2 separate regions of the Homo sapiens genome follow, and region 1 is linked to region 2. The links are chromatin loops, found by intact Hi-C in ENCODE. Cell type or tissue: chondrocyte. All regions are shown on one strand. Each heading gives the region's core, and the rest is flanking DNA. Links, peaks and the distances in the headings are about the cores only.

Evidence for each region. Peaks named below come from ENCODE experiments on the same cell type or tissue, not always from the same donor. Only the 100,000 strongest peaks of a DNase experiment are listed, where the experiment ranks them.
Region 1: a loop joins it to region 2, with 3 times the contacts of the local background. A loop is called at or near these places in 13 of 110 quality-filtered maps.

The regions. Positions count from the first base shown.
Region 1 is chr7:102,226,298-102,231,666 of GRCh38, reverse strand. CUX1 (cut like homeobox 1) reads right to left here. Exons shown (of 24, transcript NM_181552.4): 21 at 3,998-4,300. Among named protein-coding and RNA genes, the nearest start is that of SH2B2, 58 kb to the left of the region's middle. In chondrocyte, for the core only: no CTCF peak of the experiment used is centred there; DNase peaks (open chromatin) are centred at 2,496, 2,736 and 4,006.
Region 2 is chr7:101,729,380-101,734,748 of GRCh38, reverse strand. No RefSeq gene overlaps it. Among named protein-coding and RNA genes, the nearest start is that of CUX1, 86 kb to the left of the region's middle. RefSeq lists an enhancer at 509-1,407. In chondrocyte, for the core only: no CTCF peak of the experiment used is centred there; no DNase peak of the experiment used is centred there.

The DNA of each region.
Region 1 (5,369 bases), core at 185-5,184, 500 kb before region 2:
TCAAGGAGCTTGCTATGTTCGGGAAAGCAATATATATGAATAGCTAGTTGCTCTTTGCTTAGGCCTCCCAGCTGAATGGGGAAAAAAAAATCAGATGATTATTCCTGGAAAATTATCTGTATGACTCCTAGATGTTTCCTAGCCATGACTTTTAATTGTTTTGGGGCTACAGACCCATTTGAGAGCCTGAAGAAAGCTACAAACCTTCACCCAGTAAAACCAACATCAAGGAAAACTCCAGCAATGATGGTGGCATGGATGATAACTTCAGCCTAGGAGTTTTGAGACCAGCCTGGGCAATATGGTGAAACCCCATCTCTATTTAAAAAAAAAAAAAGGCTGGGCGCAGTGGCTCACGCCTGTAATCCCAGCACTTTGGGAGGTTGAGGCGGGCAGATCACGAGGTCAGGAGATTGAGACCATCCTGGCTAACACAGTGAAACCCCGTCTCTACTAAAAATACAAAAAAATTAGCCGGGCATGGTGGTGGGCGCCTGTAGTCCCAGCTACTTGGGAGGCTGAGGCAGGAGAATGGCGTGAACCTGGGAGGCGGAGATTGCAGTAAGCCGAGATCGCGCCACTGCACTCCACCCTGGGCAACAGAGCGAGACTCCATCTCAAAAAAAAAAAAAAAAAAAAAATAGCCGGGCTTGGGGTGTGTGCCTGTAGTCCCAGCTACTCAGTAGGCTGAGGTGGGAGGATTGCTTGAGCCCAGGAGTTCAAGGCTGCAGTAAGCTATGATCGTGCCACTGCACTCCGGCCTGGGCAACAGAGCTAGACCCTATCTGATTTTCAACATTTACACGAAATGCCACTTCCTATAAGGAGGTGGGCAGGAGTGATGCAACTGGTCTGCTTCCTTGGATGTGTGACGAGCTATGAAGTGGGAGATGACTCAAGTCTAGGAATCCCTGCATGATTCAATAACTGATGAACATATGGGAATTAGCCATTTTTTCAAATCAACAGCTACATTTTTATTTTTATGAATTGACTTAATTATATAAGGTCTCATTGATATGACTTTTTCTCTCATTCTGTTTTGTCTGTTGCATACAGACATGGGGATGGGAGGCTTCCACTGGACAAGCTGGCCTAACCTCCAGGCTGTTAGATCACTGAGCAAACTTTAGTGGAACTCAGCTACTCTGTTCTTTTTTTTTTTTTTAATTTTTTTTTTTTGAGATAGTGTCTTGCTCTGTTGCCCAGGCTGGAGTGCAGTGATGCCACCGTGGCTCACTGCTGCCTCAACCTCCTGGACTCAAGTGATCCTCCCACCTCAGCCTCCCAAGCAGCAGGGATTACAGCGGGTGCCACCATGCCTGGATAATAATTTTTAAAAAATTTTTTTTTTGTAGAGACGGGGTCTCACTGTGTTGCCCAGGCTGGTCTCGAACTCCTGGCCTCAGGTGATCCACCTGCCTCAGCCTCCCAAAGTGCTAGGGTTACAGGCCACCTGTCATTCTCAAGTGAGCCACCATGCTCGGCCTCCCTTCTCTTCTCATCCCATGGGAGAAAGAAAAGACACACAAGGCCTTTCCATGAGCAGCAGACAAACTGCAACCACTCGGTAGGGTTGTGCTTACATGCTCTGCAGAGAACACTGCCCCTTTAACTGACTTTCACCCTTGGGAAATAAAGATAGAAAGGGTGGGTTTCCAATCTCCGCGTGCCTAAACCAGGGAACCCTGCCTGGTTAACACCACACTGGAGGAGCACGGTGGTTTAAAATGACAAAATAGGCTTGGCTGGTGTGGTGGCTCATGCCTGTAATCCCAGCATTTTTGGAGGCCAAGGTGGGTGGATCACCTGAGGCCAGAGGCCAATTCGAGACCAGCCTTGGCAGCATGGTGAAACTCTGTCTCTACTGAAAATACAAAAATTAGCCAGGCGTGGTGGTGGGCACCTGTAATCCCAGCTACTTGGGAGGCTGAGGCAGGAGAATCGCCTGAACCCAGGAGGCAGTGATTATAGTGAGCCGCGATTGTGCCACTGCACTCCAGCCTGAGTGAGACGGTGAGACTCTGTCTCAAAAAAAAAAAAAAAAAAAAAAAAGGCCAGACACGGTGGCTCATGCCTGTAATCCCTGTGTTTTGGGAGGCCGAGGTGGGTGGATCACTTGAGGTCAGGAGTTCGAGACCATCCTGGCCAACGTGGTGAAACCCTGTCTCTACTAAAAATACAAAAATTAGCTGGGCACGGTGGCGGATGCCTGTAATCCCAGCTACTCGGGAGACTGAGGCAGGAGAATCGCGTGAACCCGGCATTCAGTGAGCCGAGAGGCTGTAGTAAGCTGAGGTTGCGCCACTGCACTCCAGCCTGGGCGACAGAGTGAGGCTCCATCTCAAAAAAAAAAAAAAAAAAGATGAAACACCGTAACATTCTTACAGCCACAGCAGCTGATGACCAGTGACACAGAGCACAGACAACCAACCCAGGCCGAGCACCCAGGGGGCTAGAGCATGTGCCAGGCCGAGGCCAGGTCTGAGGCACGGTGGGATGCCAGGGTGACGGAGTGAGTTCCCCAGGGGCTGCCCGCCCCAGCTGTGGGCTGTGAAATGGAGATGGCTTCGCAAGGCAGCGGGAACAGCAATGATAAAATAACAATGACTATTATTACCAGTCGGGCCTGGTGCTAGAAAATGCTGCTACTCACTGCTCCCAGGCAGGCGTGGTTACTCCAGTTTCGTGGAGGGGGATCTGAGAATGCAGGCAGCCTGGCCAGCATCACGGACTCAGTGAGCAGAGTGAGAACCGGGGTCCGTTAGACCTTCCACTAAGCCATCCTGGCACTGCCGGGTGGACGCTGCCCAGCTCTGGAGCCCCGAGGATGCCAGGCTCTAATGGGTGTCTACCTCTTTCTTTTTTTGAGACAGAATCTCACTGTGTTGTCCAGGCTGAAGTACAGTGGCATGGTCATAGCTCACTGCAGCCTAAAACTACAGGGTTCAAACGATTCTCCTGCTTCAGCCTCCCGAGTAGCTGAACTACAGGCGTGCACCACCATACCCGGCTAATTTTTACATTTTTTGTAGAGATAGGGTTTTGCCATGCTGCCCAGGTTGGTCTCGAACTCCTGGCTGGACTCAAGCGATCCTCCTGCTGTGGCCTCCCAATGTGCTGGGATTACAGGCATGAGCCACTATGCCCGGCCTAATTTTTAAATCTGTTATAGAGAAGGGGTCTTGCTATGTTGCCTAGGCTGGTCTCGAACTCTTGGGCTCAAGTGATCCTCCCACCTTAGGCTCCTGAGTAGCTGGGACTACAGGTGCACATCAACATGTCCAGCTAATTTTAAAATTCTTTGTAGAGATGGGGTCTTGCTATGTGGCCCAGGCTGGTCTCAGACTGTGGCCTCAAGAAATCTGGACTTACTCAGACTGTCTCTATTGAGATACATCTAAGCCAGGCACGATGGCTCATGCCTGGCTTGGGATCCTGTGATCCCAAGAATTTTGGAGGCTGAGGTGGGCAGATTGCTTGAGGCCAAGAGTTCGAGACCAGCCTGGCCAACATGGTGAAACCCCACCTCTACTGAAAATACAAAAATTAGCCAGGAGTGGTGGCAGGTACCTGTAATCCCAGCTACTCAGGAGGCTGGGGCACGACAGTCACTTGAACCGGGGAGGCAGAGGTTGCAGTGAGCTGAGATTGTGCCACTGCACTCCAGCCTGGGTGACAGAGCAAGACTGTCTCAAAAAAAAAAAAAAAAAAAGAAAAAAAAGAGACAGTCTGTGTGGATCCTCCCGAGTCCACTCTGACTCCATGCTCATCTTCTAACTGGTCCCCGTGGGGGTGCAGGGTGGGGAGGAGGTGGGGACTGACCTGCAGACGGCACGCTCCTTACTGTTCACAACTATAGGATGTTTCATGTTCTCAAAGGGTGCCTACACAAGTTGAGACTCTGTGGTTGGCTTGGCCTAGGGCCCGCCCTTCACCTGCTCCTCCTGCAAACTCCCTGCCACCTCCTGACTCAGCAGCCGAGAGGAGAACCTACCGAGGTTGTTGTCCGTCAGCACCTCCTTCACCCGCTTGGTTATGCCGTAGGTGTCCAGCTCCGGGGACATGGCTACTAATTCTTGGATGCTGAGGGCCGAGTGTCCGGAGAGAGGCAGCGGGGTTGTGGGCTGGGAGTCGGATGCTGGCGGGTCACTGGGCTCTGGTGGCTTGCTGTCCTTGCTCGCCTCGATGGGGGGACAGGGCTGCTGGACCAGCTCGGTCAGGCTCTTCACCGACTCACTGGAACTCATCGGGGACTCAGGGGCAGGGCTGCAGCTGGCGGAGGTCTTTGGAGTGCTTTCTGTAATTAAAGCACACGAGAAACCGTGCCTGAAAATAGCTGTCTTTTACCACGACCATCTACGTTCCTTATCTAGGAAATACTAATTAAACGCTCTGTAGGAGAAGCAGACGGTAGGGTTTTCTGTGGGTCTTAGTGAACTGTTTCATATTTTTTTGACTGAGAGTAACCTCTAGTCTTCCATATTAAAAAACAAAAATAACATCATTGCGAGAAAAACTAGGGGTTTAAAAGAAAGGCTTCGGAAGGCTTAACATGAGGGCATTCTGCTAAAAAAACTCCTATTAATCATGTTATCGCTGTCATTTCTTCTAATGAAACCCCATAATTTGGTAATTCAGAAGCACTTTGGCTAGATCATAACTTGTGTAGTTATGTTGTCCATATTTTCCAGAACAAAAAGCATAGACAGATTGTTTTAAATGAGGGCTGCCCACAATACGTAGTCACCACAGTTAGGAAGACCCTTAGGAGGAAATGTGGCTGGGCGAGTGGATCATCTAAGGTCAGGAGTTCGAGACCAGCCTGGCCAACGTGGTGAAACTCCATCTCTACTAAAAATACAAAAATCAGCCAGGCATGGTGGCTCACGCCTGTAATCCCAGCTACTCAGGAGGCTGAGGCAGGAGAATCACTTGCACCCAGGAGGTGGAGGTTGCAGTGAGCCAAGATTGTGCCACTGCACTCCAGCCTGGGTGACAGAGTGAGAGTGAGACTCCATCTCAAAAAAGAAAAAAAACAACAACTGCGGAAACATAAGGCTATAGCTTCTGGTCCTCCAGCACTGGGTCTCAGGACCTAGGTTGGTTTATTTTTACTTTTATGTTTTTAGAGATGGGGTCTTGCTCGGTGGCCCAGGCTGGAGTGCAGTGGTGCAATCACGGCTCCTCCTGGACCACAGGTGCACACCACCATGCCCAGCTGTTTTTTTGTTGTGAAGAGCAGAGAACTCCACAGCACCCAACTCTAGGGGAAGATGGAGAGAGGCAAGGAGAGGAGGAGCACCCTGTTTCCCCAGCTCTTCCATTTTAGAGTTCTACCTCCAACCTTGGGACTTGCTGGTTCTGCC
Region 2 (5,369 bases), core at 58-5,057:
CACTGCAGTGAACTCCTGATCACTGCAGGTCAGGAGTTCAAGACCAGCCTGGCCAACATGGGTGAAACTCCGTCTCTACTAAAAATACTAAAATTAGCCAGATGTGGTGGCACGCGCCTGCAATCCTAGCTACTTGGGAGGCTGAGGCAGGAGAATCGCTTGAACTCGGGAGGCGGAGGTTGCAGTGAGCCGACATTGCACCACTGCACTCCAGCCTGGATGACAGAGTGAGACTCCGTCTTGGAAAAAAAAAAAATAGTGCTCAGGGAGCTGGCGCTACAGGAGAGGGCAGGTGGCCAGAGGGCTCCCTTCTCTGCCCCTCTGAGGCTCTGTGTGGATCCAGCTCAGGCTGTTTTGGTCATTCCAGCTCTGGTCACCGCCTCTGATTTATTAGCTGTGGGTTTGTCGGATGGTGAAGCGAAGGTTCCCAGCAAGGCCGGGAGGTTTGCAGGAATTTATTTCACACTTGACTATTTTTTCTAACACCTACTAATGTCCTTCATGTTGGACCCAAAGTTCCCGGCCTCTCCCTTCTTCCAAAATGTTTCAGGGACTGGAGAGGGGAGAGCGCCTGGAAGTCTTCCAGTAGTGGCCAGCCACCAGCCTGCAGGCAGATGGGTGAGAAGGGGGATGGGAGTGGCGGGGGGCGGGGGGTGAGGGTGGGGATAGTGGGAGGGTGGCAGGAGGCTGTGCTGAGAGCCAGGGCAGGGAGGTCAGGTTTCAGGTTTCAGTTTCCCTTGAAAACAGCCCTGCGCCGGCCCGGCCGGCAGAGAGCCTGGCTTCCCTATGCAATCATTACGTTTCTCAGAGACTCAGTGCCACCACCGGTAAAATGGGCATGCCGAAGGGCTGTGGTCAGGACAAAATGAATCAGGAGGTGTGTGTTAATGCCTGGGGCAGCGGCGGGCCCCTCACAAGGGCTGGATGTGAGCGGCCGAATCTGTCTTTAATCCCCCTGCGGAAGCTGGAACGGGAAGCTGTGTTCCGGGCCAAGCTTTCTCTGCCCACTTGGCCGGCATCTCCTTTCTCTGGTGTTTCTGTTGAAATTTTACTGTTCAGAAGCATTTCCACTGCCTGGCTAGTTATTCAGCAGGACCCTGTTTGATCCATTCCCCAGTCCTGTCTCTTCTTCCTGCTGTCATGGAGCTCACTCTGTTGTTAGGGGGCAGGGGTACAGGGAATATGAGGGTTCCCAGAGAGGCAAAATGAAAAAACCCCTGCTGGCATGTGACCAGCACCCATTGGCTGTAACTTTGCTCCAGTTCACATCTTTTTTTTTTTTTTTTTTTTTTAAAGATGAGTCTTGCTCTGTTGCCCAGGCTGGAGTGCAGTGGCACGATCTTGGCTCACTGCAACCTCTACCTTCTGGGTTCAGGCGATTCTCCTGTCTCAGCCTCCTGAATAGCTGGAATTACAGGCGTGTACCACCATGCCCAGCTAATTTTTGTATTTTTAGTAGAAATGGGGTTTCACCACATTGGCCAGGCTGGTCTCGAACTCCTGGCCTCAAGTGATCTGCCCACCTCAGCCTCCAAAAGTGCTGGGATTACAGGCGTGAGCCACTGCGCCCAGCCTGCTCCAGTTTACCTCTTAAAAAAAATAAAATGCACAGAACTGGACCTCCTTGAGAGAGTGGGGAATAGGTGTAGGTTTGGGGCAAGGAGAAGGACAAGCATAGGGAACAGCCAGGGAAGGATGCTCAGAGGCTCTTCCTATTTTGCTCTTGTTCCCTGTAATCAGCATCTGCCATGGCCCCTCAGCAGCCCAGCCCAGCTTCACAGCAGGGACTCTAAGGAAGGGTCCTAGGCCAAAAGCTGTGGCTCAGGCCTGTAATACTAGTACTTTAGAAGGCCTAGGTGGGAGGATGGCTTGAGGCCAAGAGTTCAAGACCAGCCTGGGCAACATAGCGAGACTACCCACCCCATCTCTACAGAAAGATTTAAACATTAGCCAGGCATGGTGGCATGCACCTGTAGTCTCAGCTACTTAGGAGGTTGAGACAGGAGGATCGCTTGAACCCAGGAATTGGAGGCTGCGATGAGCTAGGATTGCGCCACTGCAGTCCAGCTTGGGGAACAGAGTAAGATCCTCTCCAAAGAAAAAAATAAAGGAATGGTCCTAGAGTTCTGCTGCCTTTGAGAACATCCACACTAGTCACAGAGGAAGCTGACAGAAGGGTGTGTGGTGGGTGTCTTACTTCTTTTATTTATTTGTTTGTTTGCTTGTTTATTTATTTTGGGACAGAGTCTCACTCTGTCACCCAAGCTGGAGTGCAGTGATGCGATCTCGGCTTACTGCAACCTCCGCCTCCCGGGTTCAAGCGATTCTCCTGCCTCAGCCTCCTGAGTAGCTGGGATTACAGGCAACCACCAGCATGCCGGGCTAATTTTTGCATTTTTAGTAGAGACGGGGATTCACCATGTTGGCCAGGCTGGTTTCGAACTCCTGACCTCAGGTGATCTGCCCACCTCGGCCTCCCAAAAGTGCTGGGATTACAAGTGTGAGCCACCACACCTGGCCATGGATACCTTACTTCTTTCCAAGGCCCAAATCAAAAACCTGTCATGTGGATACTCCTTGAAATCCTGCCCTGTGACCACATGACTGAGGGCCTGCTGCCCCCCTCATCACCCTGGTGGGGTGACATAAAATCCATGCTGGTGCCTGCCTCATTCTGTATCAGGTGACCCTATGGGGTGGCCATGAGGTCACATCCTCTGTTCCTATACCTGCCCAGTGGAGGGACGGATGGTGGACGTCTTCCTTTGGAGCTGGGGCTGGCAGTGGTGCAAGTGGTCCCTCCCAGGTGCAGGTAATGAGGGAATGCCTTGTCTGTAGCCAATTTAATAACAATAATAAAATTACTCAAAGCCGTCTGCTTTTTATTATCACCTTGTCCTGGCAATTCCGAATGACGCTGGTGAAAAGAAAAACTCCTTCTCTTGCAAATGCCCCTGTGAAGAGGCTGAAGGGCAGTGGGTCGTTGGTTCTCTGGCATGCGATCAGTTTCTGAATCACCTGGCCCTGCAGAGAGGGAGACGGAAATGAACTTGGAGAGGGTCGGGGCACAAAGTGGCTGAAATGTCAATCCAGGAGGGAAGACGCCTCTCCCCCTAGAACCCTCTAAGAGTTTCCCACTGTGATGTAAGAGGAGGCAGGGACCATGTCCCTGTAGGACCTGTAGGTGATGTCGCCTGTGAGTGATGGTAAGGAGCTTAGGTTTTATTATAATCACAATGGGAAGCTCTTGGTGGGTTATAGGTAGAGGAGGACTGGGATCAATTTATGCTTGGGAAAAATGGGAGAGTTCGAGAAGCTGAAAACAGGAATGGGCTTAAGTGCAACTCCAGGACAATGCTTTTTCATTCAGCTTACACCAACCTTGAATTTTCCACTCTTTTCTTTTCCCTCCCTCCCTCCCTCCCTCCCTCCCTTCCTTCCTTCCTTCCTTTCTCTCTTTCTCTCTCTGTCTCTCTTTCTTTCCCTCTTTTCTTTCTTTTCTTTCAGAGACAGGGTCTCACTCTGTTGGCCAGCCTGGAGTGCAGTGGTGCAGTCATAGCTCACTGCAGCCTGGAACTCCTGGGCTCAGGTGATCCTCCTGCCTCAGTCTCCCAAGTAGCTAGGATGACAGGTGCACGCCAGCATGAGTGGCTAATTTTTAAATTTTTTGTAGAGATGGAGTCTCACTATGTTGCCCAGGCTGGTATCAAACTCCTGGCCTCAAGTGATCATCTCAGCCTCCCAAAGTGCTGGGATTATAGGCGTGAGCCATCATGCCCGGCCTACGTGGGCTTTTTGCATATCCACTGGGTGCTGGGCTCCATGGCAGCTACAGGGGGTGTCATCATGCACGGCCTGGAGGGAGGGACAGACATTAATTCAGCAATCACAGCAACGTGGACACACTGGCCAGCACCAGGGAAGAGACAGGAGAGAGTCCAGGGTCAACAGGGCTCAGTGGCCTTGGCAGGGATGGCCATTCCTTGAAAGATGGGTTTCTGTAGGAATAAGTGACCTAATTAGCTGGATGCAAAGATAACAGGCTGAAGACGTTACCCAGAGGCTCACAGGTAAGAGGGGACAGGAGGACTATAAAGAGCTAAAATAGGCCAGGCATGGTGGCTCATGCCTGTAATCCCAGCACTTTGAGAGGCCAAGGCGGGTGGATCACGAGGTCAGGAGTTTGAGACCAGCCTGGCCAATGTGGTGAAACTCCGTCTCTACTAAAAATACAAAAATTAGCCGGGCATGGTGGCGTGCACCTGTAATCCTAGCTACTCAGGAGGCTGAGGCAGGAGAATCACTTGAACCCGGGAGGCGGAGGTTGCAGTGAGCTGAGATCACACCACGGCACTCCAGCCTGGGCAACAGAGCAAGACTCCATCTCAAACAAACAAAAAACCAAAGAGCTAAAATAAGACCCATGTATCTGGAGTGAAGGGGCCATGGGGAGGATGAGCTGTGGGGGCTCCCAGTAGGGGTAGGACTCCCAGGGGTCAAACCAAGTTGGGCCCAAGAGCTCAGTATTTATCCCCAGAAGGCACTGAAGGGTTTTAAGCTGAAAGACTTGGCCCTGATTGAAGTTTTGTGTTTTACAACATAACGTAAATGCCGAGGCCAAAGCCAGGCTGGGTGCGGCGGCTCACACCTATAATCCCAAGGCTTTGGGAGGCCAAGGTGGGAGAATCGCTGGAGGCCAGGAGTTCGAGACCAGCCTGGACAACATAGACCCCCTACATTTACAAAACATTTAAAACATTAGCTGGGCATGGTGGCACATGCCTGTCATCCCAGGTACCCTGGAGGCTGAGGTGGGAGGATCACTTGAGCCAGGAGTTGAAAGCTGCATTGAGCCATGATGGCGCCACTGCACCCCAGCCTGGGTAACACAGTGAGAGAGACGCTGTCTCTAAAATAAACAAAACAAATCCCAAAGCCAGAGCACTGGGAGTCACAGAGCTGACTGGGGGTGAGGTGGGGGGTGTCAGACTCTCAGGCTCCAAGTGGAAGAGCTGAGAGGGCTGAGAGGCCTGTGGGAAGGTGTGGCCCAGGGCTGTGTTTGGTTAGTCCAGCAGGATCCTTGGGCACCACCCCCAGTGTGCACCAGGGTGTGGCCCAGCCCTCCGGCATGAAGGCGCCACGCACTGTGAGCTATTCCTTCTACATGCACGGCGACCGCAGCCTTTGGTCTTGATAAGTAGATTATGTTGATTCACGGCCTTGGACTTCAAATTACAAAACCACGGTCTGGCTTGGGATAGTTCACCAGAGAGCGGAGAGATAGCTGGTCACAAGGCAGCCATGCGTCATCCCTGCCTCGATCTCAGGGAACTCTGTCCAGTGGGCTCTGCGTTTGCCTAGCATGAGAG